Regions from separate parts of the Homo sapiens genome. Here region 2 is linked to region 1. Evidence: chromatin loops called from intact Hi-C (ENCODE). Cell type or tissue: heart right ventricle. All regions are shown on one strand. Links, peaks and the distances in the headings refer to the core of each region. The heading gives the core; the rest is flanking DNA. Region 1 has its middle 43 kb from the start of LINC02145. Region 2 has its middle 48 kb from the start of LINC01018.

Evidence for each region. A loop is a pair of places that touch in the nucleus more often than their neighbours do. Peaks named below come from ENCODE experiments on the same cell type or tissue, not always from the same donor. Only the 100,000 strongest peaks of a DNase experiment are listed, where the experiment ranks them.
Region 2: a loop joins it to region 1, with 2.6 times the contacts of the local background. A loop is called at or near these places in 23 of 110 quality-filtered maps.

What each region holds. Positions count from the first base shown.
Region 1 is chr5:6,286,141-6,301,485 of GRCh38, forward strand. It overlaps the pseudogene HMGB3P3. Among named protein-coding and RNA genes, the nearest start is that of LINC02145, 43 kb to the right of the region's middle. In heart right ventricle, for the core only: a CTCF peak has its summit at 6,030 (motif pointing right); no DNase peak of the experiment used is centred there.
Region 2 is chr5:6,526,928-6,542,272 of GRCh38, forward strand. No RefSeq gene overlaps it. Among named protein-coding and RNA genes, the nearest start is that of LINC01018, 48 kb to the right of the region's middle. In heart right ventricle, for the core only: no CTCF peak of the experiment used is centred there; no DNase peak of the experiment used is centred there.

The DNA of each region.
Region 1 (15,345 bases), core at 3,360-8,359:
CGAAGGAAACAAAGAAGGAAGGAAATAAAGAAGGAAGAAAGGAAATAAGGAAGGAAGGAAATAGGAAGGAAAGAAACAAGGAAGGAAGGAAGGAAGAAAAGGCAAGCATGCCAGAAAATTTCAAAGTCCAACTGTTGAAAACCAAAGGTGAAAAGAAAATCTCAAACATAACCCATAAGACTTCCTGATTCAGCTCTGACAAATAAAGAACTTGGAAGACAACACTCCCATCCATTCTTAGAAGCTCAACAAACTGAAAATAAATTTTTAAAAATTAGACTCATCAGAAAAATGAGACTGAAGGGCAAACCACCACCCCAAAACCTAGGAAAACAGGCACAACAGGAGCGATGTACCCACCACGGTCTGTGTACCTAGAGCAGGAGCTGCTGGAGCCATGGACTGGAAGAAGCACATACACAGTCGTCTGAGTTGCTGGAGGCTTAGTGTGGACCAGCAAGAGACTGAGAAATTTCTGGAAACCACAGCATGGCAGGAGGCGTGAGGGCGCCCACACGTTCATGGGCGTCACTACCTGGACACACACCAGGTTTCCATGGTAAGGATCTAAGAAAGATCTCTTATGGCTATGGCATGGGGAAGGGAAGAAATATTATCAAAATCTTAAGTGAAATAACTCAGAAACAGAGAGTCAAATGCTGCATGTTCTCATGTATAAGTAGGAGCTGAATCATGTCTACCGGTGGATGTGGAGTGTGGAATAATAGACATTGGAGACTCCAAAGGGTGGGAGGTGAGCAAGGAGTGAGAGATGAGAAATTACTTAGTGGCTGCAAGGTACATTATCTGGGCGATGATTACGCTACACCACTACACAGTATATCCACATAACAAAACTGCACGTGTACCTATTACATTTGTACAAAAAAGAGGGGGGGTGGGGGAGAAGTGCCCAGACCTTCTCTGTAGCAAAGGCTCACTCTCCAGGGAAAAACACGGGTTAAGGGCATTAATACATCTCCAGCCCTTGTTCACTTAAGGGGAAAACTAGTCACCAGGGGCCAGGCTTTAAGGAAATAAATTGGCAATGCTACAGCCAGGGAATCCAAAGGGGAGCAGGTGAAACCTATCCCATGAAGAAAGACTGGTGAAGGTCACAGCCCACAGACACAGGCCCACCAAGCCACCGACATTCAATCAGAACCTTACAGACACGCCTCCTCCCCTTCCCCTTACCACCCACGCCCAGCAGGGCTCCCATGCAGCGGCGGAGCACAGCTAATATTGCTGCAAGTCACAGACTGTCAAAGGAGTGTTCTAAAAGAAGCTCAAAGACAAGAAGGAAGATAAAAAACAAGGACACTAGGGGAATTTGAAGCCCCTAACACTTAGAGCCACAGCAAACATTGAAACAGCAGCCTGGCTCACAGCCAGATTCACATAAATCCTCACATAAAGGCCTATGAACCTTCGTTCTTATTATCCAACTTTCAAAAAAAAATTACAAGGCATGCAAAGAGGCAAGAAAAAAATAGTCTGAAGAGGCAAAGTAAGCATCAGAATCAGACTCAGAGATGACACAGATGTTGGAATTAGCAGACACTGAATTTAAAGTAACCATGATTAGTATGTTAAGAACACTAGTGGAAAAAGTAGAAAACATGCAAAAACAGATGGGTAATGTAAGCAGAGGGATGAAAATTCTAAGAAAGAATTAAAAGGAAATGCTAGAAATCAGGAGCGCTGTAGCCGAAATTTTAAAATGCTTTTGATGGGCTTGTAAGAGACTAGACACAGCCAAGGAAAGAATCAGTGTGCTTGAAGCTATGTCCATAGAAACTTCCAGAAAGAGAAGAGTAAAAACAAAACAAGGAAACAGGCAAACAACAAAAATAACAACAACAAAAACAAACACCCAAAAATTTGGAGACAATTTCAAAAGTTGTAACATAAGTGTAATTGGAATATCAGAAGGAAAAGAAAGAGAGAACTCATCAGAAGAAATATTTAAAGTAATAATGGCCCAGATTATTCCAAAATTAAAGATAATACTAAGCCCCGAATCTAGGAAGCTCAGAGAACACCAAGCAGGATTAATGCCAAAAGACACACACACCCATTCATAGGCGTAGCACATTCAAAGCGCGAGAAATCAGACAAGGAAAAAACCTTGAAAGAAATCGGGGTGGGGGAGCAATCTTATCTATAGAAAATCAAGGATAAATATTACAGTGTTTCTCATCATAAATTATGCACATATGAAGAGAATGGAGTGAAATATCTCAAGTGTTGGAAGGAAATAAAACAACCAATCTAGAATTTTTATATCCCATGAAATTATCCTTCAAAAATGAAGGAAAAATACTTTCTCAGATGAGCAAAAAGTGAGACAATTCATTGCCAGCAAATCAGCTCTGCAAGAATATTCAAAGAAATTCTGTGTCCAGAAAGAAGGAAAACAACAGAGATCAGAAACCAGGTTCTACATTTTTTAAAATTAAGAGTATCAGAGAAGAAATACGTGGAAGTAACATGCTTTTATTGATCTTATGCTTAATTTATCTGAAAGATAATTGGCTGTTTAAAGTAATAACAGTAACAATGCATTGGGAGATTATAGCACACAGTGAAGCTGAATAAATGGCAACAGTGTCACAAGGTATAGGAGAGAGGCATTGGGATTGCTCCAGTAGAAGTTTCCTGCACCACATGTGACGAAGTGTAGCAGCATTAGAAGGTTGCTTTGGATCATGTAAAAATAAATATTGTAAATTCTAAGGCAAACATGAAAAAAAAGCTAAAAGAATTAAAATTGACACGCTCAGAGAAGAGATAAAATAGAATTATATAAAATGCTCAATAAAGCAAAAGACAGCAGAAAAATAGGAAAATTTTTTAAAAAATAAGAATAAATGGAGTAAATAGAGAACTGTTAAAAACAGTAGATATTCATCCAGTTATATCGATAAGCACTTTAAAGTGTACAGCCTAAGAAATTATTTTTAAAAAATTGTCAGATGAGTTTGTTTTTAAATATCCAACTATATGTTGTTTACAAAAAGCACATATTATATAGAAAGACTCAGACAAATTAAAATTGAAGGGATGGAGAAAGTTGTAACATGCTGACACTCTTGAATAAAAAAGCAGGAATAGCTGTAATAATTTCAAACACAGCACTCTTCAGAACAGGGAAGATCAGTGATGAAGAGGGACATTAACAATAAAAGGGTCAATTTTCCAGGAAGACATAATTATAAGCATGAATATATCACACAACAGAGCATCCAAATACATGAGGAAGAAACTGACTGAACCGAAAGGAGAAATAAACAGCTCCACTATTATAGTTAGCCACTGCCAGAATTGACAGTTTAAGCAGGCAGAAAATCAGTAAAGATGCGGACAACCTGAACAGCGCTATCAATCAACTTGATCTAATTGACATTTTTAAAAATATTTCAGCCAGCAGTAACAGAATACACATTCTTCTTAAGCTCACAGGGAACATTTGCCAAGATAGGTTACATTCTGGGCCTTGAAAAACACCTTAAGTTTGAAAAAATAGAAACCCATTTAAAGCATGTTCTCAGACTACAATGGAACTAAATTAGAAATTAATAACAGAAAGATAGCTGAAAAATTCCCAAATATTTGTAAATTAAATAACGTGCTCTTAAATACCCCATAGGTCTAAAATAAATCTCAAAGAAATTTAAAAAGACTTTGAAAACTAAATGAAAATTAAAATACAATGTAGCCAAATTTGTGGAAGTCAGCAAAAGTATCAAAGAACCAAAGAGTTAGTTATTTTAGGGAGGCAAGAAGAAGGATCCTAATGCCCACAAAAGACCACCATCTGGATTCCTCCTGTTCTGTTCAGAATTCTGCCCAAGATCAAATTCACAAAGCCTGACATCTCTATTGGAGATGTGGCAAAAAAGCTGGCTGAGATGTGGAATAACTTAAATGACAGCGAAAGGAGCCTTACCTCACTGCATTAGTCCAGTGTCATGCTGCTACGAAGAAAAACCTGAGACGGGGTAATTTATAAAGGAAGGAGGTTTAATTGACTCACAGTTCCGCATTGCTGGGGAGGCCTCAGGAAACTTACAATCATGGCAGAAGGCAAGGAAAAACAAGCACCTTCTTCACAGGATGGCAAGATGGAGTGAGTGCCAAAAGGGGAAATGCCAGACACCTGTAAAACCATCAGATCTCGTGAGAACTCACTATCACAAGAACAGCAACCGCCCCCATGACCCAATTACCTCCACCTGGTCCCACCCTTGACAGGTGGGGATTATCGGGATTACAATTCCAGGTGAGACTGGGTTGGGGTCACAGAGCCAAACCATATCAATCACCAAGGCAGCAAAGCTGAAGGAGAAGTATGAGAAGGATGTTGCTGACTATAAGTCTAGAAAGTTTGATGGTGCAAAAGGTCCTGCTAAAGTTGCCCAAAAACAAGTGGAAGAGGAAGATGAAGAAGACGAGGAGGAAGTAAAGGAGGAGGATGAATTAAAAAAACTGTTCATCTATTTTAAAAATGCTTTTCTATAATGACTTTGTGTCCTACACCTCTGATAAGTTCAATTAATTTTAGCATTTTTTAATATATTCCTTAGGATTTTCTACTTAATGATCAGGTTGTCTGCAAATAAAAACAACTTTACTTCTTCCCTAAAAAAAAAAAAAAAAAAAAAAAAAAAAAAAAAAAATCACAAAATTGATAAATCTATAGCCAGGATTACCAAAAGTGAGAGAGAGAATATAAATCACAGATATAAAAAATGAGAGAATATTCATTAAATAATGAATCCCTTTGGCATAAGGATAATAAAGGTATACTATGAACAACTCTGTTTCCAAATTTGATAACTTAGATGAAATGAATGAATTTCTTGAGAGACACAAACTACCAAAACTCACACAAGGAGAGAGAGGCAACTTGAATAGGCATGTGTTTATTAAAGAAATTGAATAAATAACTTATAGCCTTCCTAAAAAGAAAGTACTATACCAGATGTTTTCACCAGTAAATTCTAACAAACATTTCAAGAAATAATACTAATTCTTTACAATATCTTCCAAAAAAATAAAAGCAGAGGGAACATTTCCTAACTCAGGTATGAGGCCAGATTACCTTAATACCTAAATCAGATAAAGATGTGAAATGAAAGGAAAACTATAGACTGATATCTCTCATAAATATATATGAAAAACTTCAACAAAATATTAGGAAATCAAATCCATCGAAGTACAAAAAGAATTATACATCCCAACCAAGTGGGATGTATTTAAAACATTCAAGGCTGGTTCAAGACTCAAAAATAAAAAAAAATCAATGTAACCCTCCATATCAACAAGCTAAAGAAAAGAAATAATTTGATCAAATCAATCAACACAGAGAAAGGCATTTAACAAAATCCAACACCCATTTATCATAAAACTCTTAGCAAACTAGAAACAGAGAGGACATCATCAACTTGATAAAAAAGTTATTAAAAGCTGAAAGCTAATATCATATTTAAAGAAAACAGAGTGGAATCTTCCCCCTCAAAATCAGGAACAAGGCAACAATGTCCTCTCTCACCATTCCTATTCAACATTGTGCTAGAAGTTTTACCTGGTGCAATAAAAATAGAAAAAGGAAGAAATGTATATGGATTAGAAAGAAAGAAGTAAAACTGTCTTTAGTCACAGATATAATCTTTTATGTAGAAAAGTCCAATTAAAAACACTTCTGGAACTAATAAATATGTATAACAAGGTCTCAAAAGTCAATTGCTTTCTTTTATACCAGAAATTTAAAAATTAGCATTTGAAATTAGAAAAGAAAATACTGAGATGCTTAATTTTATGTGTCAGCTTGACTGAGCCACAGTGCCCAGATATCTGGTCAAACATTCTAGACTTTCTTGTGAAAGTATTTTTTTGGATTAACATTTAAACGGATAGAATTCGAGTAAAGACAATTACCCTCTATAATGTGGGTGGGCTTCATCCAATCAGATGAAGCATTCAGTAGAACAAAGACTGGCCTTTCTCAAGCAAGAAAAAATTCTGCCAGCAGATGGCCTTTGGAGTCCAACTTCTACTCTTCCCTGGGTCTCCAGCCTGCTGCCTAACCTGCATATTTGCAGTTGCCAAGGCTTCACAATTATATGAGCCAATTTCTTTAAATCTTCCTGTCTCCCCACCCCAAACACACACACACACTCACACACATTGTCTCACACACGCACTCACACACAGAGATGATGATGTTTCTGTTTTTCTGTTTCTCTGGAGAACCCTAATACAAATACCATTTACAATAGCACAAAAAATGAAATGATTAGGTATAACTATAACAAAAATATGTATAGGATATGAATGCAGAAAACTATGAAATGCTGATGAAATCAAAAACTAAATAAATGGACAGATATTCCATGTTCATGGATAGGAAGACAATATTGTCAAGATGTCAGTTCTTTCCAACTTGATCCACAGATTCAAGACAATCCAGACTTTACTGGACTACTTTGTAGGCATCAATAAACTAATTTTAAAGTGTGTATCAAATGGCAAAATAGTTAGATCACACAACACTAAAGAAGGAGTAGGAGAAGAAGAAGGAGGAGGAAGAACAATAAAGCTGAAGGACTCACAGTGCTCTATTTCAAGACTTACTATTAAGCTACAGTAATCAAAACCTAGTGTTGGCAAAAATAAATAAATAGGTCAATGTAACTAAATAGTCCATAAATAGAGCCACACAGATATAGTTAACTGATCTTTGATAAAGGAGCAAAGGCAATTCCATATAGAAAAGACAGTTTTTTTTAACAATTGTGCTAGAAAACTTGGATGTCAATATGAAAATAAAACCCTAGCCCTTACACATGTCACAAAAAATTAACTCAAAATTGACCATATACCTAAATGTAAAACACGAAGCTATAAAACTTCTGGAAGAAATGACGAGAGAAAAAACTATAAGACCTGGCTTTTTTGAGGTGGTTTTATATACAACATGAAATGATAATCCATGAAAGTAAATTGAACTGATAACTTGGAATTTATTAAAATTTAAAACTGCTATGTAAAAGATACTTATGAAAATAAAAATACAAACCACAGAATGGGAGAAACTATTTGCAAAACATATCTGTTAAAAGACTTGTATTCAAAATATACAAAGAAACTTAAAACTCAACAATGAAAAGAGAAATAACCCAACTTTTCTTTTTTAGATTCATGGGGTACACATGCAAGTTTGTTACATAGGTATATTGTATGGTGTTGAGGTTTCGGCTTCTAATGATCCTGTTAGCCAAGTAGCAAACATAATACACAATAGATAGTTTTTCAATCCTGTCCCCCCATTTCCCCTTTTTGGAATCCCCAGTATTTATTGTTCTCATCTTTGTGTCTATGTGTACCCAATGTTTAGCTCCTCTGTAAAAGTGAAAACATGCAATATTTGGTTTTCTGTTTCTGTACTAGTTTGCTTGTGATAATGGCCCCAGCTGCATACATGTTGCTGCAAAAGATATGATTTTATTATTTTCATAGCTATGTAGTATTCCATGGTGTATATGTACCACATTTTCTTTATCCAATCCGCCATTGTTTGGTATCTGTGTTGATTCCATATCTTTGCTATTGTGAATAGTGCTATGATAAACATGCAAGTGCAGGTGTCTTTTTGATGGAACAATTTATTTTTCTTGGGGTATATACTGAGTAATGGAATTGCTGGGTTGAATAATAATTCTAGTTTTACTTCCTTGAGAAATCTCCAAACTGCTTTCCACAGAGGCTGAACGACTTTGTATTCCCACCAACAGTGTGTAAGAGTTCCCGTTTCTCCACAGCCTCATCAACATCTGTTATTTTTTGACTTTTAAGTAATAGCCGTTGTGACTGGTGTGAGATAATATCTCATTGTGCTTTCTATTTGCATCTTCCTGATGATTAGTGATGTTGAACATTTTTTTCATGTTTTTGGCCACTTATATGTCTTTCTCTTTCTCTGAGAAGTGTCTGTTATGTCCTTTGCCCAGTTTTTAAATAGTTTTTTTTTTCTTTTTGATTTGTTCAAGTTTCTTATAAAATCTAGATATTGGTCTTTTGTGAAATGTACATTTTGCAAATATTTTCTCTCATCCCATAGGTCATCTGTTTACTCTGCCGTTAGTTTTTGTTATTGTTGTTTGTTTGTTTTTGCTGTGCAGAAGCTCTTTTGTTTAATTAGGTACCAATTGTCAATTTTGTTTTTGTTGCATTCACTTTTGAGGACTTAGACATAAATTCTTTGCCAAGGCTAATGACCAGAAGGGTATTCCCTAGATTTTCTTCCAGGATTTTTATAGTTTGAGGTTTTGCATTTAAGTCTCTAGTCCATCTTGTGTTAATTTTTGTATATGAAATAACTCAGCTTTTAAAACAGTCAAAAGATTTAGACACTTCACCAATGAAGACTTGCAGATGGAAACTAATCATGTGAATAGGCAACATCATTATTCATTAGGGAAATGCAAATTAAAACAATAATAAGTTATCATTACAGATCTATTGGAATGGCTAAGTTAGCTAGAATTGGCTAAAATCCAAATAACTGACAAGATCAAATCTGGCAATGATACAGAGCAACAGAAACTCTCATTCATTTTTAATAAGAATACAAAATGGCACAGCCAATTTGGAAGAGAGTTTAGCAGTTTCTTTTAAAGCTAAATTTACTCTTCCCATATGATCCAGCAGTCATGTTCTTGGGTAATTACCCCACCAATTTGAAAACGTTTGTACACACAAACATCTTCATGCAGATGTTGGTAGTCATTTTATCATAACCACTGAAAACTAGAAGCAGCCAATAGGTCCTTCAATAGATGAATGGATAAGCAAACTTGGTACATCCATACAGTGGAATACCATTCTCCAATAAAAAGGAGTGAGCTGCTAGTGAGCCACTTAAAGACACAGAAGAAACTTAAATGCATATTGTGGAGTGAAAGATGAAAATCTGAACAGGATATGTACTGATTCCAGTTATGCGATATTCTAGAAAGGGAAAAATTGCATAAAGACAACAAATCAGTAGTTGCCAGAGGTTCATGCTGGGGACAGGGCGTGTATAGGTGAAGCACAAGATTGTTTTCGAGTGGCAAAACTATCCTGTATAATACTGTAATGGTGGGTACATACACTATACAAAACCCATAACATAAATTTGCAGCACAAAGAGGAAACCTTAAGGTATGCAAAATTTTTTTTTTTTTGAAAATTACTCAAGAGGTCAAAGGATTCCAGGATGGCATAAAGATTGTGAAAAAGAATGTGACTATTTTACAAGTGTAAGACATAATCTTCAGAGGCAAGTGGAAAAGGCACTGGCTTAAGTAACTTAGAAAATGCATGGAGCCTGTAAGACTAAACACAACAGAAACAGTATATAAGCACTGTGCTCTAGCTGATAAAGCTGCTTCCCACAGGGGTACAGGTTAATAATTCTGACCACTATGCATGTCTAGTGAAATTGAACGATTAAATAAATGGATGGTGAATGGTAGGAGTTATATTTCTCACGATTGAAATGGAAGGTTCGAGATAACTGGAGGAGCTAGAATACTCCACGTGATGACGGCTCATCATTGGTGACATAAACTCATGTTTACCTTAATATGAATATGGATGGTTTCATAGAGAAACATTTATAGATATATGTATATACACAGGCTGGTATACACACGTATTTCCTTGCTGTCAGATGATAGCAACTAGGACTAACAACACCTCAGTGGCAGCAAGTACATCTAGGCTCCAGACCATGGTTTCCACTCATAATACTCTCCTGCAATGGAAGGACCCTGGTATCCTTGGGGAAATGGCTGGTTCTAGGCCTGGGGCAGGAAACATAGAAGATGAACCTTAAGCATCTCGCAGCACCAGGAAGCAAGTAAGTAATAACAACAATATCAGAAAATAAAATATTCGTAATAATTATTTTTTAAATTTAATTATATATAACATTCAAAACTGTGATAAGGAAGCCAACTAAAAGATGTCTCAATGGTCTAAGTTGGCTCTAGTAAAATAGAACCCAACTAAAAAGCTTTCAATTGTCAAAACTGGACCAATTTGAGCAATACAATGAATAAAGTAGTATTGGATTATAACCCAAAGTGTAAAAAAAAAAGTCCATCCATGAGTCCACACTGATATAAAGAAATAATTGAATAAATAAATTAATGGGGAAGAATAGAAAAGGCTGTCACACAAAATAATTCAAAATAATCTGTACAGATACTCTGCCTTCCAAGAGGTGGAGCCTAACTCTCCACTCTTAAGTATGGGCTGTGCATAGTGACTTCCTTCCAAAGAGTATAGTAGGAAGCAGGGGTTACTTTACAGAAGAGAAATGTCACAAGTGTGACTGCATCTGAGTGTTCAAGGTTAACTTCCATAGTGGTAAGTCATGTTAATAGCATGTGCCCTTTGTGTGACATGATGAGAATGGCATTGTACATCTGTGATCTTCCTCCCCAAAAACGTGTAATCCCCAACTAATCGTGAGAAAACATCAGACAAATCCCAACGGAAGGATGTTCTACGAAATACTTGGCCGGCTTTCCTCCATACTGTGAAGGTCACCCAAACAAAGTCTGCAAAAACAGCACCACCAAGAGGGGGCTAAGGAGACAGGATGACTAAATGAAATGCGGCATCCTGGGCGCGGGCCCAGAACAGAAAAAGAGCATTAGGCAAAAATTAAGAAATCTGAATGAAGTATGGGTTTTAGTTTATACTATGTCAATGTTGTTTCATTAATTATGAGAAATGTAACATACTAATTTAAACGTTAACAATCAGGGAAGCTTTGTGTGAGCTTTATATGAGGGCTGTATTCTCTTTACAACTTTTCTGTAAGTCTAAAATTATTTTACAACTAAAAGCTTATTTTAAAACATGAGCTGTAAAATGACATATAATCAATGAATTTTCTAGCTCTTCATTTATTACATTTACTTAATTCTTTTTTTTTTTTTTCAGACGGAGTCTTGCACTATTGCCCAGGCTGGAATGCAATGGCACGATCTCCGCTCACTACAACCTCTGCCTCCTGGGTTCAAGCGATTCTCCTGCCTCAGCCTCCCAAGTAGCTGGGATTACAGGCACGTTCCACAATGCCCGGCTAATTTTTTGCATTTTTAGTAGAGACGCGGTTTCATTATGTTGGCCAGGCTGATCTTGAACTCCTGACCTCATGATCTGCCCACCTCAGCCTTCTTCTTCTAAATTGTTCAATTCTGGAACATTATAAGGAAAACCAAAATTAGCAGAATATGGCTCAACTTATTCAAATCGCTTTTCAATTGCCACTGAATTGTAATTTATAATAGATACAATCAGTTTCAGAATCATTAGTAAACAATCTTATTCACAGTTACGTAAGCATTTTTGTTACTTGGTTCTAATTTTTTTATATTTTATTGGAATGTCACGTCCACTGTTGTTTCATTTAAGCAAAATCCACTTTTCTTTTTAAAAAACTTTCCAAGTTACTTTAATTTTTTTAAGCAAAATCCCTAAACTGCTCCAAAATTGTTATCCCCATGGGTATGAGTTGTGATTCCTTCATATAATATGGATGGTTGCATACAGGAATATGGATTCCTCATTGGATTTTCCACCAGAACAAATGGTGTTAACAAATGGATTCCCACTAGAATTCTGGCTTCTATACTTTTCAACAACATTCCTCGTGTCTTTATCTTAGGTGTGCCCTTAACTACTTTTTTTTCCAGTTTTATCAAGGTATAATTGACAACAAAAAATTATATATACCTAAGGTGTACAACTTGATGTTTTGATGTTCATATACTTTCTGAAATAATTACCACCATTAAGCTAATTTGTGTATCTATCACCTCACATAGTTACCTTCTTTTTTTAATCATTGTGGTAAGGATGCTTAAGATCAATGTCCAAAACTGAAAGTTGCCTATTCCATCTTTTACTTAAATCAAACCTATACATTTTCCAATGGACATAAAAGCAGTGACATAGCTACTAATTTTGATATCTCCGTTTTCTTTTCTTTTTTTTTTTTTTTTTTGAGATGGAGTCTTGCTCTGTCACCCAGGCTAGAGTGCAGTGGTGTGAACTCGGCTCAGTGAAAGCTCCGCCTCCCGGGTTCACACCACTCTCCTGCCACAGCCTCCCAAGTAGCTGGGACTACAGGCACCCGTCACCACACCCGGCTAATTTTTTGTATTTTTAGTAGAGATGGGTTTTCACCGTGTTAGCCAGGATGGTCTCGATCTCCTGACCTCGTGATCCACCCACCTCAGCCTCCCAAAGTGCTGGGATTACAGATGTGAGCCACCACGCCAGGTCGATATCTCTGTTTTCTTTTGACTGGTGGTTAGCAATACAAACAACAAATGTTAGTTGTTCAAGATAATTTGTCCTTGATATACTCTAGCTGAATGAATAATATTTACCATTTTAAACATTTGTTTATGATTTCTTCTCTCACTTTAGTCTTTAAAATATGGATCTTATATTCTAATTTTTTTATTCTTGACCATGTTCATATGCTTTACTTTTCATCTATATTTCAGACTCAGCCATTCAGTTATTGAAATAATTTCTACTAAATTAAAAAGTTTCTATTGCTTTCTATAAATATTGTATTAGTGGTACCACAAGCTCGCACACACACCCATATACGCACACAACCATATATCATCATCATGATTATCATCGTGCTTGCTAAGTATTGGGTATAAACTGTTATCCTTTAAGAATATCACACCCATGTATTTCAGTACCAGGTGTCTTTCTTGAATACCTTTGATTGTTTGCTGCTTATTCAGATGTTTTCCCATGGTGGTAACATGGTGTGATTTTTACGTCCAAGTGATGTTTTTTTTTTATTAAGAATGTGAGTGTTTCTAGCCACAAATATCGTCTTAGCCAAAGCTGTTATAAAATATGAAAAAAAAATTAGAAAATACTTTGTCTTTGAATTTAAAATATAAAAGTTGATTTATACACTTTCTCCACTTGAAGAAATTTTGATGTAAAATACTAAATTTTTTTCAGACTTATCCAAAGAAAAATCAGAATCATCCATTTGAATCAGACTGTTTGCTAGAAGCATTCACACACTATCAAAATGATGCGATGAGGTTTCATCTTTCTTGCTCAATTTACCAATTTTGTGAACAGCATTTGCCTCATCTTCTAACAGAAGGCTGGAGCTGTTTGTTGCTTGTAGTTGTGGATTTGATAAGAATTAATCTTGTCCATTCGCATTCATTGTTTAATAAAAAATTAACTCTTCCTTTAATAACAAATATGAAGAGATTTTATTGTCCTGTTCATGTTTTATATCTGGTAAGAATAATTTTTTTAAATGTAATATCCTGTTTGCTAATTTCAAGTGAGTCACACTCAGTGAAAGTCTGCTGAATTACTTGGTCTCAAGATTTTTTTAATTTAAGCAGAAATTTCTCTTTGAAGATTTTTCTGTTTCCTTTTAAGCTTTTCATTTCTGAGCTCTGCTTCTATATTTTCTATTTCTACAAAAAAATTGGACTTACATTTATTCTCCATGATTAAAGTAATTCTTTAGTTAATAAAATATAAAATTTCAGATTAAAATATATAAGATGCTACTTGAAATATATAAATATATAATATTTGAATATATTCCCATCAAAAATATAAATTAAATATATGAATATATAAGTACATCAACATAAAAATTTAAATAATAGGGCTGGGCGCAGTGGCTCATACTGATAATCCCAGCACTTTGAAAGGCCAAGGGAGGGGAATCACCTGAGGTCAGGAGTTCAAGACCAGCCTGGCCAACACGGTGAAACCCTATCTCTACCAAAAATACAAAAATTAGCAGGGCACAGTAGCGGGTGGGAGGCTAAAGCAGGAGAATTGCTTGAACATGGGAGGCGGAGGTTGCAGTGAGCCGAGCACTCCAGCCTGGGCAACAAGAGCAAAACTCTGTCTCAAAAAAAAAAATTAAAATAGTATTAATAATTGATGATTTAAAAATATTTTGGCTGGGTGTGATGCCTCATGCCTATAATCCCAGCACTTTGGGAGGCCAAGGCGAGTAGATCACCTGAGGTCAGGAGTCCAAGACCAGCCTGGCCAACATGGCAGAGCTCTATCTCTACTAAAAAATACAAAAATTAGCCAAGCTTGATAGCGGGTACCTGTAATCCCAGCTACTCGGGAGGCTGAGGCAGGGAGAATTGCTTAAACCTGGGAGGCGGAGGTTGCAGTGAGCCAAGATCATGCAACTGCACTCCAGCCTGGGCAATAGTGAGGCTCTGTCTCAAAAAAAAAATTTTTTTCAAATATTTTCCTTAAAAAAAATTGTTTTTCTTCTAGGATAAACTACTTTTTAAAAATTAAAGGTCAAATATAAATTGCATTAATAAGCTCAAACACTGTAAATCAAAGTTATGTTAAATGAAGCTATAGTTATGTAAATTAAATCTTATTAAACATTTTTGTAGAAATAACGCTGTTCACAATTCTCCTGTTGAAACTTTTTGAGCTGCCAGTGTGAAAAATCATTGTCATGCTTCAAACCATGGCAGGGCATCTGCAGGCCCAGCCAAGCACCTCAGCCACCCCCAGCTCCCCACACCACAGAGTCCCGTCCATCTCTGACAGCAGCGGGGCTGTGACTCGCAGCCTCTCCCAGCTTTCAGAGCAACATGAGATGAGGGGAACTTTATCTTGGAGCCCTAACGGTGTCAGCCATGAGGTAATGGGTTTATGGGTTATGGGCCATGCTGTGCCAGTGCGAAGTGGCAGATCCTGAGCAAGAAAAGTACCCATATGTCCCTAAATAAATGTGTGTTCATCTGCGTTTGTTCAATGCCCTCATGCCTGACCCGGGGAGCCCAGCCTCAGTGTACTCCCAACAGAAGCACCTGCAGATGTGACAAGGAATCATGCAGAGTGACAGTCAGGGAGGCATCATTGCAAGAGCTAAAGCCATGTCAACCATCTAGATGTTGTGCATCTATTCCACTAACAATAAAAAGACGAGCCAATTGTTCTGCATTCACGCGTGGAATACTAAACAGCAAAGAAAATTAGAGAACTGGGGCTACGTGCAAAAATGCAAGCGAGTGTCACACCCATGAGGCGAACAAAGAAGCCAGGCATCACATAAAACACTCATCAATTCCATTTACGAAAATCTACTATCGGGTTTAGTGATGGTACCTACCAGGTATCACTTAAGAAAATCCAAGAAGGGGTTATCATAAGAGTCAGGATGTTTGTGGCTTGTAAGGAAGGAGAGTGGAGAGGGCAGTAATGGGGAGAAGGCACAAGGGAGGGCTT
Region 2 (15,345 bases), core at 5,609-10,608, 240 kb after region 1:
CGAGTATGTGTATGTTGATTTGAGTCCTATTTATTTTTCTTTCAAAATATTGAAAAGGTTTTTCTCTCTAAATGTCTGTCTACTGACAAGTTTTGATCTGTCTTCATTGTTCTGTAATTGCCGCTGAGATGTGGTATTCAGTGTGATGAAAATCCCCATTGCATTCCTCTAATTGAAGGTTTTAAGGAAAGAAACATGTTCAAGACAACGGGCATCCATACTCAAGATTAGGCGTCACCACCCAGGCCAGCGAGCCAGGTAGGGACAGTGTGCGGACATGGGTATGTCGGCTACAAACAAGCGTCCCCAATCAGTTGGGTCACTCTGTGCAGAAAGGCAGCCAAGCCATTTACCTGGACCCAAATAGTCAAAGAGAGGTTTTACATCACACACCGGGGCCTGTTGTGGGGTGGGGGGAGTGGGGAGGGATAGTATTAGGAGATATACCTAATGTTAAATGACGAGTTAATGGGTGCAGCACACCAACATGGCACATGTATATATATATGTAACTAACCTGCACATTGTGCACATGTACCCTAAAACTTAAAGTATAATAAAAAAAAAAAAGAAGAAAATAAAATAAAGTAGAGGCCATACCCTTCTGCTCTTAAAAAAAAAAAAAAAAAAATTACAACCCACCGAGTTAGCTGCAGGTAGTCATTACGCTAAGATAGAAAACTAAAAAACTAGAAAAAATTGTTTTTTACTTTACCAACAACAAAAGGACATAGCTGAAATCTTAGGGAGATGTACTTTCCCCAAAAGCTTCATTTTGACAAGAATCATGCATTCATGAGACCTCAGAACACTCTGGATCCCGATCCACTATTAGGATTTGCATTTTAGGGCAGATTTGTTTTTATAGACTTGAACATGTTGGATCTTTCGGGCCTTTTGAATTTTATAATCTTCTCTTATGCGGCGAGAGGAGTCAGTGTAGACAGGGGGTTAAGTAAGAAGGAATCTGGAATAGACTTGTGGTTAATCAGGTCACCAGGGGCAGAAAGGGCCAGTCAGGGCCAGGTGGCTGAGCCAGACAAGATCAGGTTCCTTGGACCCTTCAGGAAAGGACTCTCGGCCCAGTCACCTTGAACTGTGCTGGGTGAGCCATGGAAGGCGGGTTTGTTTATTACAGGAGCTCTGAGACCCTCTCATTAGGGACTGTGTACTAAGAATCCCCTGGCGAGCAGGAATGCTGGAGTAAATATTGTGGGAGGCATTTGCCAAACTCAAGCAACAACAGTGAGCGTCAGAGAAGGAGCCAGCATTTACCCTTGGGGAGCAGGTGCCAGCCAGCAGCTGTGGGTCTCCCTGCAGGCAGGATGGCTGAGCCAGCTGTGGTCTGGCCCTGATGCTCACTGGGTAGGGAAGGGATAGCAGCAGTCTCTGAATACGCAGAACCTCCGGGGCCTTCATGGAAATTGTCTGGGTGCTTTGAGTGGGAACCATGTCGCACCTTTTCTTGAAAGGTAAATTGAGTCAGGCCATCTGAATAAGTTTTCCCGCAAAAGTCAGCCCCTCTTTCTAGGGCTCCAGAGTCCCACAGACCTCCTTTTGCGTTCAGCACCTTCCAAGTTGGTATCACAAGCACATGAGCCACAACCAAGCTAAGCACAAGCCCCAGAGCACCGAGAAGATGCCTGCCTAGAACACGGATGCAGTGAGAGTGCCTGCTAATGGGCTCAAGGTCCCGGCATGAACAGCCAGAATCAGAGGGGCTATAAAGGAGTCGGCTGGGCATCCCCCACCCTGGGAAAGAGGGCCTCGGCATCCTTCCCTCCTCAGACAGCCCAGCGAGTCTCACCCTCAGCTTCCCGGGCCAGGGACCTGCTGCAGGCCATCACTGGCTCACCGAACACGCAGAGGAAGCACCGAGCACCCACATCTGTGCCCACCTCTAGGCTCTGAGCGCCCACCCCAAACACCACCCTTTATCTCCTCACTCCCCCTTCCTTCCCATGGACCATGGTCCCCATCCTCATGGCAATCTCTGCCCTGATCTTCACCCCTTCCAGGTACCCTCTCCCCAGGCCCCTTCAGGCGACACTCACTTCCCACCCACCTGGACTCAGGAACTGTCAGCTCTGCTCCTGGCAGCACCTCTAAGCCTTTGCCTCCTCCCTGCTGTGCCAGTGCCCATCACTTCCCTAAAACTTCCTTCCCATTTGGGATTTTTGCTAGAAAAATAAGTGTGGACACCTGGCCAGGGGCTGCCTGATGAACAGTAGCAGCTGGTGTTGCTGGCTGGCACCCACCCCGTCTCTCTGTCTGGGGAGGCTGCTCTGCTCTCTGTGTTCTCTCCCCTGTGCCTCCCACCACACCACCCACTCCCCTGCTCCTCCTGGTTCCCTTCTTGCCTGCTAGTTGTAACTGATTACCATCTTACGTTGCAACTTATACTCCTGGGTGATCTCACTCATTGTATGTCTCTACCTATTACTTCAGTGTAATCTCTACCCCAGGCCTATTCCTTAATTCCCAGGTCCCCATTTCCAATAGCCTGAGTGTTCTCTGACCCAAACCAAGCTCAGTACATTCCCTGATGTACTTCTCTCCCCACCTCCAGCTCTGTCAGTGCAGTACTCAAGCATAAAACTTGGGTGGCATCTGAACCTCTCTCTTTTCCTCACACCTCCTGCACCAACTACTCATCAATACTTGCATCTTGTGCCACCAGCATGGATCAACCAATAGTCTTAATCTCCCTTCCTTAAGTGTGTTAGGATTTGGTTCAGCTACCTATAACAAAAAACCTCCAAACCACAGAAATTAAAACATAAAAATACATTATGATCTCACATAAAGTCACCTCAGATGGTTAGGCTCTGGAAGAAGTCCTGACTTAGTCTCTGGCATTAAAAGTCGGGAGCCTCCACATCAGAGGTTTATTTGGGAGACAGGTATAGTGACCCCATGGATGCCAGGGCCCAGGATACTTCTATCTAGCTCCTTCCTGTTCCCAGTACATTGCCTTATCGTCCAAAGCAGCTGCTGAAGCTCCAGCCATTACATCTTCATTCCAGACAACAGGAAAGAGGATGGGAGGATGAAGGTTATGCCTCTGTCTTTTGAAGATAGTTCCTAGACACTTCACACAACATTTCAGCTTATGTCTTATTGGCCAAAAGCTGACTCCAAAAGAGGTAGAACCATTTTTCATTTATTTATGCCTCAAACAAAACTGGGGTCTGTTACTGTGAAAGAAGAGGAGAATAGACATAGGGAAGCAACCAGCCATTGTGGCCACACCACAGCATTTTCCCCAACTGAGCACCAAGATGAAGTACAGTCATCCCTCGGTATCCATGGGGAATTGGTTCCAGAACCACCCCCAACCCCTAAAGATACCAAAATCCAAGGATGCTCAAGTGTCATATAAAATGGCATAGGCTGAGTGCAGTGACTCACACCTGTAATCCCAGCACTTTGGGAAGCCGAGGTGGGAGGATCACTTGAGCTCAGGAGTATGAGACCATGAGCAAACATGGCAAAACCCCATCTCTACAAACAACACAAAAATCAGCCAGGCATGGTGGTGTATGTCTGTGGTCCCAGCTACTCAGGAGGCTGAGGTGGGAAGATAGCTTGAGCCCAGAGGCGGATGTTGCAGTGAGCCAAGATCATACCATTGCACTCCAGCCTAGGTGACAGAGCAAGACGCTGACTCAAAAATAAAATGGCATAGTATTTGATATAACCTATGCACATCCTCCCTCATGTTTTAAATCATCTCTAGATTATTTATAATATCTAATACAATGAAAATAGCTGTATTGGGTATTTTTTTCTTTTTTTCCTTTTTTTCCTTACATTAAATACATCAGTAAATCAGCAGTCACATTCTGTTACCACGATTGTTATGTTAGGAGAGGAAGAAATGTAAATGCTTTCTTAGAAACAAAACAAAAAGAAAAAAACCAGAACACTGTGCCCCTGCCTCCACTGCCTTAAAAAAACTGGCCAGAAGAGAAAAATGAGCTGGGAAATTTAAAAAAACTAACATCCCCAAGCCCAGCAGAGCTCAAAGGAAGGCAGAAGATCTGGTAGGAAGTAGAGGGAAGGTAGCCGATTGCCCAGAAGCTAAGGCTAGATCCTGTTCCTATAGGGGTGGGATGGGGGAGAAGCCTGGATAAGTGGTTTCCGAGCCCCAAGACAATGAAACACCTTCACTCCTGCTCCATGGGGCAAAGCTTGACAGAGAAAGAACTTCATTTCTAAGAGACTTTAGAAAGCCATCCCAGTTCTTCCACTTGTAAAAAGGATGCACTAAGTGCTCTGGGGGGGCTAGAGGCTTCTCGGAAAGGCAGGGAGAAATGTGTGTGTTTCAGGGCCATGGGAACTAAGGCTGCCACTGGAAAAGGAAGGGAACTGAGGCCTAAGTGGAAGAACCTAAGCTGGGCCCTTCAGAATCTCAGCTTCATAGATTTCTCAGCTGTTATGGAATAGAAGGCAGTCTGCAAGCCAAAAGGGCAGAAAGGTTCTAATCCTAGGTCACCGTGACTCTCCTTCTCCTTGTCCTTCTCCTCCTCCTCCTCCTTGTCTTTCTCCTTCTCCTTCTCCTTCTCCTCCTCCTCCTTCCTTCCTTCCTTCCTCTCTCTCTCTCTCTCTCTCTCTCTCTCTCTCTCTCTCTCTCTCTCTCTCTTTCTTTACCAAAACTCTGGGCTGGAACAAGGAACTTAAAGTTCTCTTTTGCCTTGATGGCCTCCCACAGACATCTTAAAACACGTGATAAGGGACATGAAGAAAGGCTAGAGATTTAGAAAGGACCAGTGTCCTCTGATAATGAGCCAGTTGTAAGGTACCTTCAGTGCCAGTCATTCCATGTCCACAGAAACAGGTGGTGTGATATGAAGGTGCCCCAAGGAGGCCTCTGTGGTACTTGCCCCTGGTGGTACATGGATTAAACCGTTGGTTGCATGGTGGGGAGGGGTAGGGATTAAGGATGGAGGGACTAAATTCAAGATATTAACAAAGGAGGAAAGAAGCAGGGCCTGATAGGAGAGAGAAGACAGAACAGACTATACAGTGGGAATAAACATCATACCTATTTACAGGGAAGTAGAAAAGTCATGGTAATGGATATCAAATTGGATGTGAAACCCGGGACAGGATAGAAAACTCCTCCCTTTTGCCCGACCTCCTTTTTAATCCCCAGCTTGGCCTATGCTATCCTGAGACACTCCCCAGTTACCCAGTTAAATCTCCAGGAAAGGCAAACCTATACTCCATAGCTAGGTTGGCAAGAATATCAGTTAAGAATTGGAGTTGGAGGACGCTAACAGTGGAGATTGGACTTGAGTAGCTGCCACTGGTGTTTTTATCTATAACGTCTCCAAAAACCTTATATTAACCTCAGATTCCACTGAATTAAAAAGAAGGTGGGAGGGCAGGTAAATCCATCAAAACTCCCGTAAAACAAGTACCCCAGCTGAACTACCATCAGTTAAAGTGCAAACTGCAGGGGCATATGGTAGCCGGGCCTGAGGCCATCTAAAGGCCAGAGGGGAAAAATGCATATGTATAAATCAGAGGATGAGTATCAGAAACTGGTCTCTCCCCCAGTTAGATCACAGCAGAGCCAACGATGCAGGCAACCGATTCTTTGGAGGACTCTGGGGTCCAATCCCCACAATAGGGGAAATGATATTTAAGAGGCTGAGTGAGGGGAAACTGGGCCTTGGAAGAGTTCCAGAGATGCAGATGACACTGCACCTCCACATCTGCCCAGTTAGCTAACAAGACACCTCCTGCCTGGTGCCTGGGAGTTTGCCTCCCCATTCTCACCTCTACCTAGGAACACCCTCCGCAAGGCCAACTCATGGATACTGCAGTGTTTTCAAACATAAGAAACTCCAACCAAATACAAACAAAAAGGAAACGTTTCCTTACTCCCTCCTGCTCTGAGCTTTATTCTCCCCCAGGGCCCTTAATGTAAACGAACTGGAAACCTCCTTCCTCAGCTCCTGGGTTCACCACCTTCTGCATCCTGGGGACAGGAGAAAACAGGATCGAGAACAGGGGTCGACCAAAAACCGATTGACCAAGAAGGGACAGGAGGCAGAAGTGTTTTCTGAAAACATGGGGAGGAACAGTAGGGAGGAGGAGAAAAGAGAAGTAAATCACTGTCTCGTACCTAGAATACAAAATGAAGAAAGTTGGTTTTGGAAGGTAAGTCCTGGGGAAGTTGACCCCCAAGCCCCAGAGTAGGGGCTAGGAGGCCAGTGGCAACAGCTGCCTGGTGTTTCTTGCTGAAGCGTCATGAAGTGCCATGGGCTGGGCGTGGTGGCTCACGCCTGTAATCCCAGCACTTTGGGAGGCCAAGGCAGGCAGATCACCTGAGGTCAGGAGTTCGAGACCAGCCTGACCAACATGGAGAAACCCCGTCTCTACTAAAAATACAAAATTAGCTGGGAGTGGTGGCTCATGACTGTAATCCCAGCTTCTGGGGAGGCTGAGGCAGGAGAATCACTTGAACCCAGGAGGTGGAGGTTGCTGTGAGCCGAGATTGCGCCATTGCACTCCAGCCTGGGCAACAAGAGTGAAATTCTATCTCAAAAAAAAAAAAAAGAAGAAGAAGTATCATGACAGAGGCATCAGGAGGCAGCCCGTGGGAGCCAGGGCTCAGTGTGCTGTTAAAACAGGTTGCAGTAAAGAAGATAGCCAAAACCCACCAAAACCAAGATGGCAATAAAAGTGACCTCTGTTCATCCTCACTGCTCATTATACACTAGTTATCATACATTAGCATGTTAAGAGACACTCCCACCAGTACCATGACAGCTTACAAATACCATGGCAATGCCCGGAAGTTTCTCTATATGGTCTAAAAAGGAGAGAAACCCTCATTTCCAGGAATTGCCCACACCTTCCCCAGGAAACTCTTGAATAATGCACCCCTTGTTTAGCATATAATCAAGAAGCAACTATAAGTATGATTAGTTGAGCAGCCTGCACCTCTGCTCTCCCTATGCAGTAGCCACTTTTATTCATTTACTTTCTTAATAAACTTCCTTTCACTTTACTCTTTACCCACCAAATTCTTTCTTGCAAGAGGTCCAAGAACCTTCTTGGGGTCGGGATTGGGAACCCTTTCCAGTAACAATTGTAGACCTTAATCACACCTACAGAATTCCTTTAGAGCAACACCTACATGAGGCTTGACTGAATAACTGGGGATTGGAGCCTCCCAGGTTGACAGAGAAGACTGCACCATCACAGGTGCCTACTCCATGTTCTACCCGTCTGCTTGGAGCCGACTCTCACCCGCGTAAAGAATGCTGCCATGAACACCTTCATGCAGGTCACCTTAAGAACGTCGGTGAGAGTCTCTTCAGGATTCATTTGTAGGAGCAGACCTGCTGTGGCATAGCTATGTGTATCCCTAATGTCACTAATTCTGACGGATTGCTCTAAAGAATGACTACACTAGTCTATACTTCCGTTCCCCACCCTTCACTCCCACCCCCACCCCCACCCTGGAGAAAGTTCTATCCCTAGATACAAGTGACATTATCCAACTTGAAAACGTTTTCAAGCCTAATGGTATAAAGTGAGAGTTTTAATGGGTGTAAAGTGACAGTGTCTTTCAATGTGCAAATTCTTTAATTACTAGTGGATTTAAACAACTCTCTCTTTTTGCAAGTCTTTGATGTTTCTTCTGCTGTAAATTGCCTCTTTGCATACTTTGCTCATTTCTCTAGTGGAGTTTTTGCCCTTTCCTTGTTAATTTCAATGTTTCCTTTTATGGTCTACTTATTTTTCACTCAATGGTTTTAGACATTACACATATCTTCTCCCAGGCAGCATTGAACAAAAATCTTTATCATGGTAATACTAAATTCGTCAATAGTTTTTTCAGTTATGGCATTTTGGGATTTACAGGTCTTTCTCCACCTCTGTATTACAAAGACATCACTTACATTATCTTCTATTACTTTAAGGAGGCACCACCTTTGTTGTATATTCTATTCCCGTGTGAGATTCTCAGGATCTCTCTTTCTGAGCTCTGTCCTATGTTACCTTGGCTGTTTTTTCTTTCAAAAATACCATATTGTTTCTATTACTACATCTTTACAGGCTGTCCTTATACCTAATAAGACAAGTCCCCTTTCCCACTCCTTTCTTAGTTTTGTTAGATTCAGACAAATTTTATAATAAGTTTATCAAGTTCCTCAAAAAAAATTCAATTATTGGATGTCTCACTTAATTTAAGAACTGTCTTCTTTAAAATATTGTCATCCCAGCTTGGAGAGGGATTATTTTCTATTTATTCATATCAACTTCTAGTATCTAACATATCTGTCACTAAAGTTTTAAATGTTCCCCATAGAAGTTTCATATACTCTTAAATGATTTCTAGATACTTTATATTTTGTTTTTCTAGCTGGTTATTTCTGTTGTACAAAAACACTGGATTCTTTTTAACTGATCAGGTATCCATCAGCATTGGTAAGTTTTCTCTTTACTGTAATCATTGGTTGATTCTATTGGTTTTTCTTGGAAGATGATTGAATAGCTTGCAAATATTGATCTTGTATTAAAATTATTCATGTATCTAACTCCTTGGAAAGACAGAATCCATGCTTGACCCATCTTTTAACACCATAGTAGCAAGCAAAGTGCAAAGAAGTTCAATCAATATTTATCGAATGCATAAGTGAATGATGGGCCATCAGAAGAATGTGTTCAACCTATCTGAGGTCACTAAGGAAGTGAAAAATTCTATCACATTGATTTTTGAAGTTAGGTTGAGCAAAAAACAAACACGGCTGTTGACTCTCTCATGAGTGGTTGGATCTGATACAGGGCCCCTTCCCTTGGGTACTTATTATCAAAGAGAAACCACAGTTGTATCAACAGACTTAAAGACAGTATGGACAAGGGATAAAGGACAAATGATAAAACACAAGAAATTCAATAGTGCAAGGTAGCTCAGCACTGAGCTGTCCAGTCCTCACCAGCCACGGCCAAGAGCCCTGTAAACAGTGCCTCAGCCCTCCACCTCCACATCCTGCCTCCATCCAAGGCCCCTGTCCTGGCTGTGGTTGAGGTTTTTGATGCCATCATTCCCCATTCCACAGCCCTGACCAGGGACTTTCTATTGGATATGCTTCTACTCAACAATCTGCCTGGTATTCTTATCTGTCCCTTCTACCCACAAACACCACCTTGCTAAATGCCTTTAGATCTCACGAGGTTCAGGTTCAGCCCTGCCTCTGGTTGTGGGTGACCCTAAGAGCCCCTTGGTCCTTTGAGGATCCTGTCAATAAGTCTTTGCCACGTAGGACCCATAGAGCTAAGAAGGCAACCAAGATGGTACTGGGTCAGGCCAATCCAAGGCAGGGCTAGGACCCTTGTCTTCTTTCGAGTCCACAGGCTGGGAGCAGAAATTTGTTCCATTCCTCCCTGGACCTGCTGTTTTCCCTGGTAATCAGAAGAAATGATTTCTCCTCCAAAGAATCTAGAGAGGGCTGGTCTGTGGGCTCCCTACAAATGCAGGCCTCAACAACCTCAGAAGCTGGCATGCCCTTGTGCCTTACTCCCCAAGAAGTCTCCTAATCCAGGCTGTGACCTAGCCTGTTGGCCTGCCACAGAGACCTCCAATGCAGCTGCTAATAGCTCAGATTGTCACTTGTTGCCCAGAGTCATCAACCCAGGGCCACAGAAGGGGCCCCTGCAGGGAACTCAGGACCCAGATTTCTTGTCTCCCATCTCCAATACCCCATACCTCTGTGTCAACATCACTCATGTTGAGGCTCAAGGATCCACTAAAGGTGGGATTCTCCTTTCTCTGGGCTATTCCAAACTTGGACTTTCACCACAAGCAGACATTTTACCAAGAGGCAAAAACCAGCTAAATGGTCTTCACTGGACCTTGTTCCTACAGAATACCATGTCTAGCAACACCTGATTATGACCTGCTCCACTCCTGCCCTTTGTGCAAGGGTGCAGACCCTCAGTCTTTAAATAGTCCAGGGCCTCTAAGTGTGGTCACTCAGTCTCTGGGGCAAAGAACTGTTCTCTTCCCTGTACAGGTTCCATGACCTGATCACCAGGTGACCATTCTGAGGCATTCTGCTGTATTTTACTGCTCTCCTCAGGAAAAAGATATAGGCCAGAGCTGACAGCCACTCTCAGCTCTCTAACCCCCCAATTTCGGCTTACTGAGGATGTACAGTCACCACCAGAGTCACCAAAGAACAATTTTTTCTGCTGTCCTTTCATAGAAAAAATAAAAAATTAGCAGACCTAATTTCAAGGCAGAGCAGATTCTCATTAGAAGTGTGCAGATATGAGATGTGAGGCCGGGCACAGTGGCTCATGCCTGTAATCCCAGCACTTTGGGAGGCCAAGGATCATTTGAGGTCAGGAGTTTGAGACCAGCCTGGCCAACATGGTGAAACCCTGTCTCAACTAAAAATACAAAAATTAGCTGGGCTGTAGTGGCACGGACCTGTAATCCCAGCTACTCAGGAAGCTGAGGCAGGAGAATCGCTTGAGCTTGGGAGGTGGAGGTTGCAGTGAGCCAAGATCACGCCATTGCACTCCAGTCTGGGTGACACAGTGAGACCCTGCCTCAAAAAAAAAAAAAAAAAAAAAAAAAGAAGTGTGCACATGTGAAATGTCCTCTTCCCTCTGCAATGTGTATCATTTATCATCTTCTAGTGATGGATTCGCAGGTTCTCAAAGAACTCTGCTCGGGAACAATAGAAAATAGCAATAACCTATACACACAAGATAAAAGTCACCAAAAGCTCTCCCTTCAACAACAAAAAAAGAAAATTGATTCCTCCCTCATCCCAGACACTCACAGCGTTACCCACCAGGAAGGGAAGGATGCTGTGTTTGGCTTTCAGGGTGACCATTTAGCTTTTCTACAGCACAGCTCCCAAACCACCCCCATCATACACAATGCCTCTCATATCCTATGACCTCTTCCTGCTGGACAGGTCTGCAGCTCCTTGTAGTGTGTGAGGGTTAATTTTATGTGTCAACTTTACTGGGCCACACAGTGCCCAGATATTTGGTCAAATTTTATTCTGGGTGTGCCTATGAGGGTGCTTTGAAATGAGATTGATATTTAAATCAATAAACTGAGTAAAGTGGATTGCCCTCCCTAATGTGGTGAGCTTCATCCAATCCACTGAAGGCCAGAATAGAATATAAGGGCTGATTCTTCCTCGAGTAGGAGAGAATTTTTCCTGCCTGATGATCTTCAAACTGGGGTGACAGTTTTTTCTTGCTTTTGGACTCTGAGCCCAGCTTGCTAACGGCAGATCGTTACATATATATAAGCTCTATGTGTATACACACACATATGCCCCTACATTTGACCCTTGAAAAACATGGGTTTGAACTGCATGGGTTCACTTATACTCAGATTTTCTTCTACTTCTGCCACCCCTGAGACAGTAAGACTAATCGTTCTCTTTCTCCTTCTTAGCCTACTCAATGTGAAGACAATGAGGATGAAGACCTTTATAATGATCCACTTCCACTTAATGAGTAGTAAATGTATCTTGTGTTCCTTATGATTTTCTTAGTAAAATTTTCTCTAGCTTACTTTATTGTAAGAATACAATATATAACACATATCTCATACAAAATATGTGTTAACTATGTTATCAGTAAGGCTTCAGGTCAAAAATATGTTACTAGTAGTTAAGTTTTTTGGGAGTCAAAAGTTTTGGAAGGTCAACAGTTATAAACAGATCTTCAACTTCTCAGAGTTTGACTCCCCTAACCCCCACATTGTACACACACACAGACATATACACATATGTATATATTTTTCATTGGTTCTGATTCTGTTTCTCTGGAGAACCCTAATAAAGAGCATTGGGAATCTCTTCATTACATGGCTTCAGAAAAGCTCAGTCTGGGTCATGGCCTGCAGAGTGCCAGTGAGCTCACAGCAGCCTCTGAGAATGCCAGGTGGGAAGCCAAAACATGTGTATTCTCATCCAGCTCTACCACCTACTCCCTCTTAATGGGTGATCACCTTTCTGGGCCTCACTGTGCCATCACTAATAGGAAAGAGTGAGAGAAATAATCCCTCATGTCCTTTCATTTCCAGCATTTTATCTAAGTGTCATGAAGGCTGAACCCTGATCTGTCATGTCCACTGCCTACTGTCTGGCTGGCACAATGTCTGGACACAGTAGGTGCCCAGCGAGAAGTTGTTAAATGAATGGAGGGAGGAATATTTGGATGGATGATTGGATAAAGAGATGGATTGATGGATAGATGGATGAAGGGATGGATGGTTGGATGGTTAGATAAAGGGATGGATGGATGGATGGATGGATGGATGGATGGATGAATGGATGGATGGATAGATGCTTGGTTGGATGGATGATGGATAGATGAATGGTTGGATGGATGTTTGGGTGGATGGATGATGCATGGATGGATGGATGGATGGATGGATGGATGGATAGATGGATGGATGGTTGGATGGATGATGGATGGATAGATGGATGGATGCTTGGGTGGGTGGGTGGATGGATGGATTGATGGGTGGGTGGATGGATGGATGAGTGGCTCAATGAAGCTGATTACTCTGTACCCTTGTTCTTTTATTTGTTCTCATTATACTCTAGTGTTTCAAATCAATGCACTGTGATCCCCAGTAGATCTAGTTGGTACCTGTCGATAAGAGTAGAGATTGTCAGGCACATGTGCTGCTATATACTTGTACAAGTGCCTGAGTTTATAGTATAGAGTGAGGATGGGGAAGTGGTGAACAGAGACTGGACATGGGCCATGTTCCATTCACAGTTCTAAGCAAGTGAGCACAGAATTTGAAACTTTTTGGTGTAGACCTTCTTCTGAGCCAGTCTAGCTAGGAACAGACTTCTCAGCAGCTGAGTTTTCCTAGGACTTCCCTGGTTCTCCTGCCTATCAGAAGTTAGTCCTGAGGGATCCCAGTCTTGGACTTCACCAGTAGCAGAAATACTGGTCAGGGCCAGCCTTAGATTTATCCTGGTCTACGAGCACATGAGCTCACTTATGGCAACCCTTTGTTCTCCAGCATTATTATAGGATGTGTTGATCCACAAAGGTGGTTTTCCAGTCCACAAAAATCTTATAAAGTTTGAACAAAACTTTAAGCGTTTTAGCCATTTTTGATAAAAGCACTGAAATATGGGTGCACATTACCATACTTCTGAGTAAAGAATTCTGCCTTAGTTATAAACACGATAGTAACTCAGTGTGAGCTTCGGGAGTGGGAGTTGTCCTAGCACTGCCCAGACCCCTCTCAGGTGATGTGCTGGTGCGCAGAGCAATTTCCTCAACATGCAGATGGCTATGAGCTTTTGAGTTCTTGGCCTACGTTAGATAATTCCAAGCTGCTGTCATCTCTTGTTGCAGCCCTAGGTCTTAAGCTACCAAGTCTGATCCATTCTGATTTTCTGCATCCAGCCTGTGGCAGCCTGGAAAAGCAGTTTGCAACATTTGTTGGAAATTTATCGAAAGTCACAGTCTTCAACAGGCTCTGAGTAAGAGTTGGAGAGACTCTTCTACATTAAAAATACCCACACAAAAAAGCATTAGCAGGTGGACACTGTGACCTCTAGTTTACTTGCTTGAGAATTTTTTTTGCACACAGCTTTGAGTTCAACACTATATTCCACAGGATCATAATCCCTGAGAGTTTAATGTTTCAGGGAGCCTGAGCTCATTCACAATATATAATCATTTGCTCATCCTACAAGTATGCACTGAGTGTTTATGTGGCAGACGCTATTCTAGGAGCTGAGAGCCCTGCAAAGACAAAGTTCCTGCATGATGGAACTTACATTTTAGCAGGAAGGACAAAAAAAAGAGTGAAACATACACAAATAAATATAACAAACAGTTTATATGACTAGGTAACAATAAGTGCTCTGAAAAACAAAACAGAGCAAGGGGGAAAAGAGAGAGGCTTGGACAGGGAAGACCTCTCTGAGAAGGCAGCATGTCAGCAGAGACTACACTAACCAAACTGATGGCAGCTCGTGCGAATGTTTGAAGGAACAGCTTTCAAGGCCAAGGGAAGAGCAAGAGCAAAGAATCCACCTTGGAAAACCCAGAGCGTGTTCTGGGACCATGAAGAAGGCCAGTGTGCTACAGCAGGATAAGTGAGGAGGACAGGGGAAGAGCATGCAGAAGGAAGGATAGCCTGGCCACGTAGGGTTTTTGGGGGTCACCTAGGGACTTGGGTCACCATTGTACAGCCACATGCAAACTGAAGGCATCAGTGTGGGTGGCTCAAGTATAAGGCCCTTGCTGGATCCAGACAAAAGATGATCGGAGCTTGGATACTGCAGCAAATGGAAGTGGAGGGAAAGTGGGATTGTGGACATACCTTGAAGAGAAAGTCAACAGGATTTGCCAGTGGAGACAAAGAAGATTCAAGGATATGAATTTCTACAAAAGTAACTTTCCTGACAAAGCAGTTTTGGGGTCCAATAAGTTAGAATCTTTACGTGGAAATGCCAGGACTGGTTTCTCAACCCTGGCCCTGCCACCATTTTGCACTGGGTAGTTCTTTGTTGTGTGAGACTCTCCTGTGCACAGGATGTTTAGCAGCTTCCCTGGCCTCTACCCATTTGCTGCTAGTAGCACATCTCCCCTCCAATTATGACAACCAAAAATGTCTCCAGACATACATTGGTGTTCATAGCAGCACTATTTGCAATAGCCAAGGGGCAGAAATAATCCAAATGCCCATCTGTGGAAAAGTGGGTAAACAAAAGCAGTCTATCCATACAATAGAATATTATTCATCCATAGAAAGGAATGAAACACCGATCCATGCTGTAATGGGGATGAAACTCGAAAATATAATGCTAAATGACAGAGGCCAGATACAGAAGTGTGGACAGTGTGTGATTCCATTTATATGAGCTATCCAAGGTGGGTAAATCATAGAGACAGAATGCACACTGGAGGTTGCCAGGAGCTAGACAGAGTGAAAATACAGAGTATCTGCTTGATGGGGATGGGTTTCCTTTTAGTCGAAAATGTTTTTGAACTAGATAAAAGTGGTGGTTGCACCAGGTGCAGTGGCTCACACCTGTAATCCCAGCACTTCGGGAGGCCGAGGCGGGCAGATCACCTGAGGTCAGGAATTCGAGACCAGCCTGGCCAACATGGTGAAACCCCGTCTTTACTAAAAGTACAAAAATTAGCCGGGCATGGTGGTAGGCACCTGTAATCCCAGCTACTCAGGAGGCTGAGGCAGGAGAATTGCTTGAACCCAAGAGGCAGAGGTTGCAGTGAGCTGAGATTGTGTCACTGCACTCCAGCCTGGACAAGAGCGAGACTCCGTCTAAAAAAAAAAGTGGTGATTGCACA